2 separate regions of the Homo sapiens genome follow, and region 1 is linked to region 2. A link is an interaction called in ENCODE POLR2A ChIA-PET data of the cell type or tissue named here. Cell type or tissue: GM12878. All regions are shown on one strand.

The links. ChIA-PET counts read pairs that join two places held together with the same protein. Peaks named below come from ENCODE experiments on the same cell type or tissue, not always from the same donor. Only the 100,000 strongest peaks of a DNase experiment are listed, where the experiment ranks them.
Region 1: POLR2A ChIA-PET joins it to region 2 with 7 read pairs; 1 of 35 experiments calls an interaction of 5 or more read pairs at or near these places.

What each region holds. Positions count from the first base shown.
Region 1 is chr9:123,260,659-123,265,658 of GRCh38, forward strand. All of the region lies in intron 1 of STRBP (spermatid perinuclear RNA binding protein), which reads right to left. Among named protein-coding and RNA genes, the nearest start is that of STRBP, 5.4 kb to the right of the region's middle. In GM12878, no CTCF peak of the experiment used is centred here; no DNase peak of the experiment used is centred here; H3K4me3 peaks cover 1,560 bases; H3K27ac peaks cover 578 bases.
Region 2 is chr9:124,135,246-124,140,245 of GRCh38, forward strand. No RefSeq gene overlaps it. Among named protein-coding and RNA genes, the nearest start is that of NEK6, 120 kb to the right of the region's middle. RefSeq lists enhancers at 2,367-2,596, 2,687-2,736. In GM12878, no CTCF peak of the experiment used is centred here; DNase peaks (open chromatin) are centred at 1,946 and 2,376; H3K4me3 peaks cover 1,653 bases; H3K27ac peaks cover 3,364 bases.

The sequences.
Region 1 (5,000 bases), 870 kb before region 2:
CAGAAATATATACTGAAGTATTTATGGATCAAAGTATATGATGTCTAAGATTGACTGTAAATTCCCTACCAAAAAAAAAGTAAAATGCAATTGTGAGTGAGGGCTGAGCAGCAAAATGCTGATAATTGGTGAAGCTGATTGATGGCTATATGGAAATTTACTGTACTGTTTCCACTCATATACATCTGAAATGTCCATGATGAAAAATGAAAAATAAAAATCCAGGTCCTTTTGAGTCTATCACTTCAAAGCCTGCCCTTAATTTCTGCTCACTTCCAAAAAAAGAAAATATGCTTTATAGCTTCCAAACAATTTTCTTATCTTCTTTAATCTTCAATATAACTCTGTAAATTAGGAGTATTATTCCTATTTCAGACTTAAGGAGAGAGATCTACAACTAGTAAATAGGATCAGATCTCATAGCTAAATCTTATAGTACCAATAACGTTCTTCTAATACAGCAATTAAGGTTGCACACCAGGCACTGTGTGCATACCCATACTCCACCCAGTGCCAGTACTTTTTCTCAGATTCATTACTATCTCATAATCCTGGGACTCTGAGCTTCCTGGGAGGACTAAGCATTATCCCATTCAGTCCATGAAAAGACTTGTGTACTCAACAGCTTGATTAAAAGAGGCAGATTTCAAATTTGCTCAGCCATCAATCTTCCTTGCCAAATTCAGAAACTAACATGAATTTGATATACAACTTCTCAGTGATCTGACAGTCTGCCAATCTCTGCTCTAAAGTGAACTCCTTGTGCCTCCATTTCCCTAAATGTAATATTCCATTGTTCACCTACATTATACAGCCATCACAGGGACCAAAGTTCAGGTATATGAACTCTGAGCTCTAGAAATAAAGGAACAATAATACTGACCAACTTCAAAAGTCAATGTTGTATAGTTCTAAAACATTTACCACAAAACTGGCAGAACAAAAAAATCACAGTTAGTACTTATTTTTAAGATACCGTATTTTTAAAAGCTTCATCACGATGTTTGCTATCTGTTCTTCTATGCTAACCCTGGCATTATAAGCTCATTCACAGCTTACTTCAAAAACAACCGAAAATATTCACACCAAAGTCTTGAGATTTTATTCTCTCCAGCTTTTAATCATCAAAACTGCAACACTTTTCCCCTCTAGTTCACTATCTTTGTGAGTTATTCAGAATTATTTAACTCAAGAGTTACCCAGTATCCAAAACTTCATTAGGTTAAAATTTAGGTTGCCTAAGCTATACAGAAGCCTATGATTAGATGCAATGTTTAATGAGTTTCAGATTTACTTGAACTATAAACATCTTAAAAATGAACTGCCTCCATCTTAACTTTTACAAACCAACCACTTATTTATTAGATCACTACCTAGCTGTCTTAAATTGTACTTATTTCCATTTAGGCTGACTAAACATAAGTAACCAGTTACAAACTCCATTTTCATATTAAGGGCCAATATATCTAGAGAAGGATCTATTCTTTACTCAAACCAGTATTATTGAAGCATACTAAGAAATCTTAGGTCTGGTACAAAACACACCTTTGAGCCTAAATGTCAATTTATGCTTGCTGAATTAACTGGCAAAACGGGCTTAATAATGGCATACTAAAACAAGCATGGTAAGAAAAAAATAGAGACAGAGCCCTTTAGGACAATTACTAGTCACTATATGTCAACAGCACTATATTGGTTAAATTAAAATCATAAACAAAATGCTGATCTGCCCAATAGGATATTGTGAAAAATCCTGGCACCTGGAAAACTGCAAAGAACAGGAAATTCTGCAGGTGCAGTAAGAAACATCTTACCCATGACCCAGAAATGCCTCAGAATTTATTACACAACCTGCTGCAGAATTCTCACTTTTCAAGTGGAAATGAACCATGAAGTCACACAATGCAAGGCTGTGATTTTATTATTGATGTAATCAACTGTACCCTTTCAAGTTATGCTAAAGTTAACTAAAGAAAGCAGATGTTTTACACAGCGCTAGTTATGTCAGAAGTTAAGAGAATCTGAATACCAAATAAAATTTAGGACTGCTTCATTCAGCCACATGCACATGTGGAGAGTCTGTTGTGAGGCAGGCACTATACTTCTCAAATAGGATGCACTTAATGGACCCTTAGGACAAGAAATAATTCAAATTAGACATGAAAATTACAAATCAGGTCACTTGGTCACCTCACTATTCAATGCAAGAACTAAAAGCTATATTAAAGATTAACACAACTTTCAGGCTCAAATCACCTAATTATCTACATCACCATTAATCTGGCCTTATTTACTTTACTTCTATTTTAACTGACACATACATTAAACTTACATCTCTCAATAAAGTTTTCTAAAATTAGACTCGATTCACTAGCCTCTTAGAATTACTAGTCAGAAACAGTTTCTGTAGCTAAACGAATTTTGAAAAACAACCAATCTTCCAATAAAAGGACCTATGCAAAACAAATGAAAACAGAAAAGCAGTAAAATGGGTAACAGTGTCCAAACATGTTACCTAAGAGAGTAAACTATTAGAGTAGATCACGTAGCAAAGAAAGATCACTATCGGAGCTGGGTATCACCAAGCTCAAGGCAAATTAATGTGTAATAAAGCAACCTATGCTGAGACAGGAGGATCGCTTGAGCCCAGAAGTCCAAGATCAGCCTGGGCAACACAGCAAGACCTTGAGACCTGGTCTCTACTAAAAGTAAAAAAAATAGCCAGATGTGGTGGCACATGCCTGTAGTCCCAGCTACTCGAGATGCTAAGGCGGGAGGATCACTTGAGCTCTGGAGTTCAAGGTTACAATGAGCTATGATCACACCACCACACTCCAGCCTGGGCCACAGAGCAAGACCCTGTCTCAAAAAAAAAAAAAAAAAAAAAAGGCAATTTGCTATTTACATTTTTGCTGTGTCAATCATGACCAACACCTGGAAGGCTCTTTACAACTTGTAAACCAAACACAACATTAAGAAAGCATTTAAAAATCATTCCCCCTCAAATAGAGCATTACCTGTCAAAGCATACGGAAATACCAAATGATGGGTAATTATTTGATAACTAAAACTTGAAAAAGGAAGGAGTATTCAGTAAATCAGAACAAGGAAGCTTGACGTCACTAGCAGAAGGGATAGCTCTATTTTTCTATTCCAGTCACTCAGTCAGTAATCAATTTTCTGCAAAATACATAGGAAAATGTATTATGTTTATTATTTCTGATATAAGAATTGAATTTGGCTGGGCGCGATGGCTCACGCCTGTAATCCCAGCACTTTGGGAGGCCGAGGCGGGTGGATCACAAGGTCAAGAGATCGAGACCGTCCTGGCCAACATGGTGAAACCCCGCCTCTACTAAAAATACAAAAAATTAGCTGGGCGTGGTGGCGGGCACCTGTAGTCCTAGCTACTCGGGAGGCTGGGGCAGGAGAATCACTTGAACCCGGGAGGCGGAGTTTGCAGTGAGCCGAGATTGTGCTACTGCACTCCAGCCTGGCGACAGAGCGCCACTGCATTCCCCACCCCCAAAAAAAGAATTGAATTCACTGAGCCAAAGAAGGCCTCTGTCTCTGGAAATTCCTGCTTAGAAACAATCTTGGGCTATAGCTAGAACCCAATGTCTCTCACAAGCTTCTGCTCAGGCTGAAGAATTCAAACCAGCACTAACACTTAGCTGAGAAATTGGAAAGGTAAGCAGACAGCAAAGAATGAACAAACTTCAATTTGCAGACATCTCTTTCACATAAGTTTCATCTCTATCCAACTTTCACACAACAAATTAATCCACCTAATGGTAAATTACGAAGTACTAACATTTGACCAGTCTAAAAACCACAGGGGAGAAAAAAGAAACTAAGTAACATCTATCCCCGTATTTACGTAGCTCCAGTCTTCCCGAAAGACTTAAACTTGTTTTATATAAACCACCTTGATTCTCATGGGAGATGGATAGAGTCAGATTTCTAGAGAAGAAACCAGCACAAAGGGATTAAATATCTTGTCCAGCAAGTCACCAGCGAAAATAAAACCAGAACCCAATTATTCAGCCTACAAAGCCTAAATAACCTGCTTTCCTTGGTTCGTAAACTTAGGATATCTAAAGTGCCTACAAATTGTCCCAATTCATAGAATTTCACTGAACAATACATATAATCCGAACACTATACCAGAATTGAGTATTCTGAGCAAGAAAGTAGTGCGCACCCCAAGTCAATAAAATGAACACAATGGACTTAAGAAATATAAGGAGGAAACAATGGCTATGTTGGAGAGAACTTTCAAAGCTCACTCTATTCATCTTATATCCTACTGCTCAAATTCTCTGCCAAAAAGCAAATGAGGTCAGACATGCTCCCTATATTATATTGTATACATATATCAAATCTCAAAATACTCAGAGTTTCAATCGAAGGGACATTATACTCTAAAAATCTTTCCCTCCAAAAATAAAATCTTACAGTAATGCCTTCAGAGCATTCTTTTGCTGCCATGACACACTTCAAATTTGGATTTTACGAATCATTTGCTTCCAGGTTTTTTTTTTAATATTTATATTAACGGATTCCGATTACTTAAAATTTGGTGTTCTGCTCCGCCCTCATTATGTTTAGGCAAGATTCCCACTTCCACTCAAACTTATTATTCGAACATACAATGGCTGCATTAAGATACTTCCTAAATCGACAAAAGAAGAAAACTAATCAACCCAGAAAGCTCCCAAGCTACCAAAGCGAACCTTTTATTTGAAATCATACTAGGTACCACACTACACATTACGTGAAGCCCACAGAGTGATAATTGAAGTTATTTCTGCAACATGATGAAATTTATTTCTTAGCAAAATCTGACAAGACTTAATTTTCAACTGTCAAAAGGGAAATCGTTTTCCAAGATTCTAGGAAACCTTGCTTACTGAAGCAGTCTCAAAGTAGTTTGCTTAATCCTTTCAAACCCCTAAGAATCTAACACAAGCCACAGAACAGTGAATGAGACTTGCACT
Region 2 (5,000 bases):
GTGAAAGCCTTTTCAGTGTGTTAGGGAAGAATGGCTATAAGAGTGAAGAAGGCCGTGCACCTGCTGCTTTCTTCCGAGTGCTCCAAGTGTCTTTTTCTTTCTTTTCTTTTTTCCTTCCTTCCTTCCTTCCTTCTTTCCTTCCTTCCTTCCTTCCTTTCTTTCTTTCTTTTCTTTTTTCTTTGACACTGAGTCTCACTCTGTCGCCCAGGCTGGAGCACAGTGGGGCGATCTTGGCTCACTGCAACCTCTTGACGGAGCTTGCAATCCTCCTGCCTCAGCCTCCAGGACAGATGGACAGATAGAGTAGCTCGGATTGCAGGCATGTGCCACAATGCCTGGCTAATTTTGTATTTTTCGTAGAGATGGGTTTCACCATGTTGGCCAGGCTGGTCTCAAATTCCTAGCCTCAGGTGATCCACCCCCTTGGCCTCCCAAAGTGCTGGGATTACAGGTGTGAGCTGCCGTGCCCAGCCCCAAATGCCATTTTTTAAAGATTAAAATAAATAAAAGTAACATTTATTTAAGTGATTCATGAGAAACAAAAATATTCACTGTGCAAGATTCACATGGCACAGAATGGTAAAAGAAAACAAAAGTCAGAAAAAGCCTACTTCCAAACATTACTAGTAACACCTTGGTGTATTTTCCTCCATAATTATTTTTTACATCTATCTATCTATCTATCTATCTATCTATCTATCTATCTATCTATCTATCTATCATCTTTCTCTATTTCTATCTGTCTGTCTGTATCTATCTATCTATCTCTATATCTATTTATCATCTATCCATCCATCCTTTTGATCATCCATTCATCCATCCATCTACCTACCTACCTACCTGGCTATCTGTCCATCCATCTACCCATCCATCCATCTATCCGTCCATTCATCCATTCATCCATTCATCTATCCATTTATCTACCTACCTTCCTGACTATCCATCCATCCATCCATCCATCCATCCATCTACCTACCTACCTGTCTGTCTGTTCATCCATCCATCCATCCATCCATCCATCCATCCACCCACAAAGTGGCATCATAGTATACTTAATGATTTTCAATCTGCCTTTTCCCATAATGACATGGGCAAGCATTTTTCATGTTATTTAACATGCTTCTATAACATCTTTCCCTATTTTTATTTCATCTCCTAAAATAAATGTATAGCTTTATGAACTGTAATAAACAAACACCCTTGTAACCACTACCTGGTTCAAGATTGAGAACTTCCACAGCCTCCTGAAGACTTCCCTGTTTCCTGCCTAGTCACCAAGGCTCCCCACTCACTCCGCAAAAAATAACCCACTATCCTGACATCTGTGGCAATTGCTTCCTGGCATTTCTTTGTAGCTTTATCAATCAAGTGGACATACTTAGACACTATAGTTTAGTTCTGGCCATTTTTAAAAATTGGGGTGTCTTTTATATTGTTTTAGTCTACAGTTTCTCCCTCCATCTTGTTCTTTTCCTTAAAAGCAGCCTGTAGCCAGGCATGGTGGCTCACTCCTGTAATCCCAACACTTTGGGAGGCCGAGGCGGGTGGATCACCTGAGGTCAGGAGTTCAAGACCAGCCTGGTCAAAATGGTAAAACCCCATCTCTACTAAAAATACAAAAATTAGCCAGGCGTGATGGCGGGAGCCTGTAATTCCAGCTACTCAAGAGACTGAGGCAGGAGAATTGCTTGAACCCGGGAGGCAGAAGTTGCAGTGAGCTGAGATCACGCCATTGCACTCCAACCTGGGCAACAGAGTGAGAAACAGTCTCAAAAAAAAAAAAAAGGCAGCCTGTAGGGGATCACTGGTCAATGCCACTTGACGGTAGAATTTCCCACAGCCTGGATTTCACCCAGTGCAGTTCCATATGCCCTCTGTAATTCCTGCAAATGACTCTTTTTAATGGTCACACCGTGATTTGTAACCAGTGCCTTACAATTGCCCAGCTTACAGTTCTGAATCGCTAGAATAGTTACCACTAAGATGAACATCCTTGTGTATATTTTTTGTATGTTTGTGGACGCCTTGTTCTCATGGGGCCCATCGCCCTCCCCTTCCCTGATCCCCCTGGGTTGGGAACACCGCTGTCTCCCCTTCAGGTCAGCCTGCCCAGCACTTTAAAGCTAGGTCAGCATCCTCAGCTGCCTCGCAGCCAGGGCCGCTGCCTGCCAAGTCACTCCATTTCCTCACACTCTGTGTCCCACCCCCATCTGAGTCTGACACACTCTTGCCCCCTGGAGACTTCTTCCCGTGTGGGCCAGCTTCTAGTCCTTCCTTCCCCACACACCGTATTTCTGAGGTCCCAGACTGCTTTGGGCATGAATCTACCCAAAATACAACATGTATGTTTTTGTTAGTATGTGGTTGAGGTATTTACATATTTAAAAAAACACAATGCAACCAATGCTATTTCTGGCACACACCAGATCTGCTTAACCCACCTCTAATTTCGACTGCAGCTGGGGCGGACATTTAGGGTTTTTCCAAGGCAGCTGGAAAGTCCGGAGAGTTGACTGTCTTGGGGTCAACTTTCAGCCAACAAAGGTGTTGGGAGGTTGTTGGGGAACCAGTGGACAAATGTCTCTCTCTGTCAGCCGTCCTTTAGAGACCGTGGAGACCAAGGGAAGATTTCCCCTTCCCGCCTTGAAGGTTCACTGAAAAATCAATTCAGAAAGTCAGATTAATTGGAGAAAAGGCACACAAATATTATTCACAGGTACATGGAGGCTTCAGAATGAAGACCCAAGTCTACAGGGGAAATTGTCCATTTTTAAGTTTAAATTCAACCAAGTATGGACAGTCATGTGGAAATACGAGTGGACAAAAAGGGAATGATCTAATGCTAACAGATGGAGTGGGGAAAGCCAGCAGGGCCTGTCTGTCTAGATTCTTCTTGCCCTTTCTGAACAGCGCTCCTTCCTTCTGAGTATGGGACAGGACCTCCTCTGGAATGGGGATCTTATGACCTACAAGCCAAACAAAGTAAGTCAGATAATTTCTTTATGGCCAGTTTTTACATAGAAAGCAGAGGGAAAGTTGGAGTAATATTTTTAAGGTTTTATGGTTGGCTTCGGGGAAAAGGGGTTCTGGTTTCTAGGAACCACCTTAGGGAAGAAGGATTCTAGTTTCTATGGCTAGCCTTGGGGGACAATGGGACTTAGAGACAGAAGGGCAGGAGAAAGCCAGCGAAAAAAATTTTGCCTCGGTGGCTTAGGCCTGTAATCCCAGCACTTTGGGAGGCCAAGGCAGGCGGATCACCTCAGGTCAGGAGCTCAAGACCAGCCTGGCCAACATGGTGAAACCCCGTCTCTACTAAAAATACAAAAAATAACCAGGCGTAGTGGTGACATCTGTAATCCCAGCAACTCAGGAGGCTGAGGCACGAGAATTGCTTGAACCCAGGAGGTGGAGGTTGTAGTGAGTCGCCAAGATGGCGCCACTGCACACCAGCCTGGGAGATAAAGTAAGACTCTGTCTCAAAAAAAAAAAAAAAGAGAAAAAGAAAAAGAAAAAAAGAAAAACTTTTGCTTCTGAGGCCTTCATTTTGGGCTCTTGTTTTCTGATCCTAGCAAGACACAGTTCTCAGTGCATTCTATAAAGTTCCTTGGGCTGGGTGCGGTGGCCCATGCCTGTAATCCCAGCTCGTAGGGAGGCAGAAGTAGGAGGATGGCTTGAGCCCAGGAGTTCGAGACCTGCCTGGGCAATATAGTGAGACCCCATTCTCCACAAAAAGGAAAAAAAAAAAAGACAAAAAAATGAAATAAAGTTCCTTGGGGAGTCCCCAGCTAAGGTCAACCCTCATTTGCCCAGTCCAATAACACACCCTTTCCTGGCACTGCTCCTCCCCTGGCTCATTCCTCCTTCTCCCTTGCTCCAGTTTCCTGGTGTTACTAAACTCCCAGTCCCCAAGTCCTTGTCTCAGGCTCTGTTTTGGAGAAAGCTCAAACTAAGACATGAAGGGTGGTATCTAGTGAAGTCACAGCCTACTGACTAAGCTAACCAGAATCCTCCAGAAGTGGGCAGCTGACAAATTGCAACAGAAAGGGCCGAAACTCACCAGACATCTAGGGTCAGGAGAATCTGTTCTTGGAAAATAGGCTGCCAGTGAGGTGCCCATCTCCTGCCCCCTGAACACAGGATTTGAACCTGAGAAAGGGGACTTGTCATTTGTCAGGGACCATAGAAGTATACTTACTTTAACTGCTCCCAGATGATGGCACATAAAGTTGCCTGGGGGAGACCTAGAACTAGAGGAAAGAGACCGAGGAACATCACCTGTGAGTCCACCTGTAGTAAGTGGGCAGAGGAGAGTGGCCTGACAACATGAGGCTCAGGGAAGTTGGTCTTTTTAAGTGCTTTTTTTTTTTTTTAGTTTTTGTGTTTCATTTTTGAACTAGTTTGTTTGTTTGTTTGTTTTTGTTGTTTGTGTTTTTCTGTTTTTGAGATGGAGTCTCACTCTTGTCGCCCAGGCTGGAGTGCAGTGATACAATCTTGGCTCACTGCAACCTCTGCCCTCGGGTTAGGCTGGGCACGGTGGCTCACGCCTGTAATCCTAGCACTTAGGGAGGCCAAGGCTGGAGGATCACGAGGTCAGGAGTTTGAGACCAACCTGACCAACATGGTGAAGCCGTGTCTCTACTAAAAATACCAAAATTAGCCCGGCGTTGTGATGCGTGCCTGCAATCCCAGCTACTCAGGAGGCTGAGGCAGTAGAATCGCTTGAACCCAGGAGGCGGAGGTTGCAGTGAGCTGAGATCGCACCATTGCACTCCAGCCTGGGCGATAGAGGGAGACACTATCTCAAAAAACAAAACAAAACAAAACCTCCACCTCCTGGGTTCAAGCAATTCTCCTGCCTCAGTCTCCTGAATAGCTCGGATTAGAGGTGCCTGCCACCAAACCCAACTGCTTTTTGTATTTTTAGTAGAGACCAGGTTTCACCATGTTTGCCAGGCTGGTCTCGAACTCCTGACCTCAAGTGATCTGTCTGCCTTGGCCTC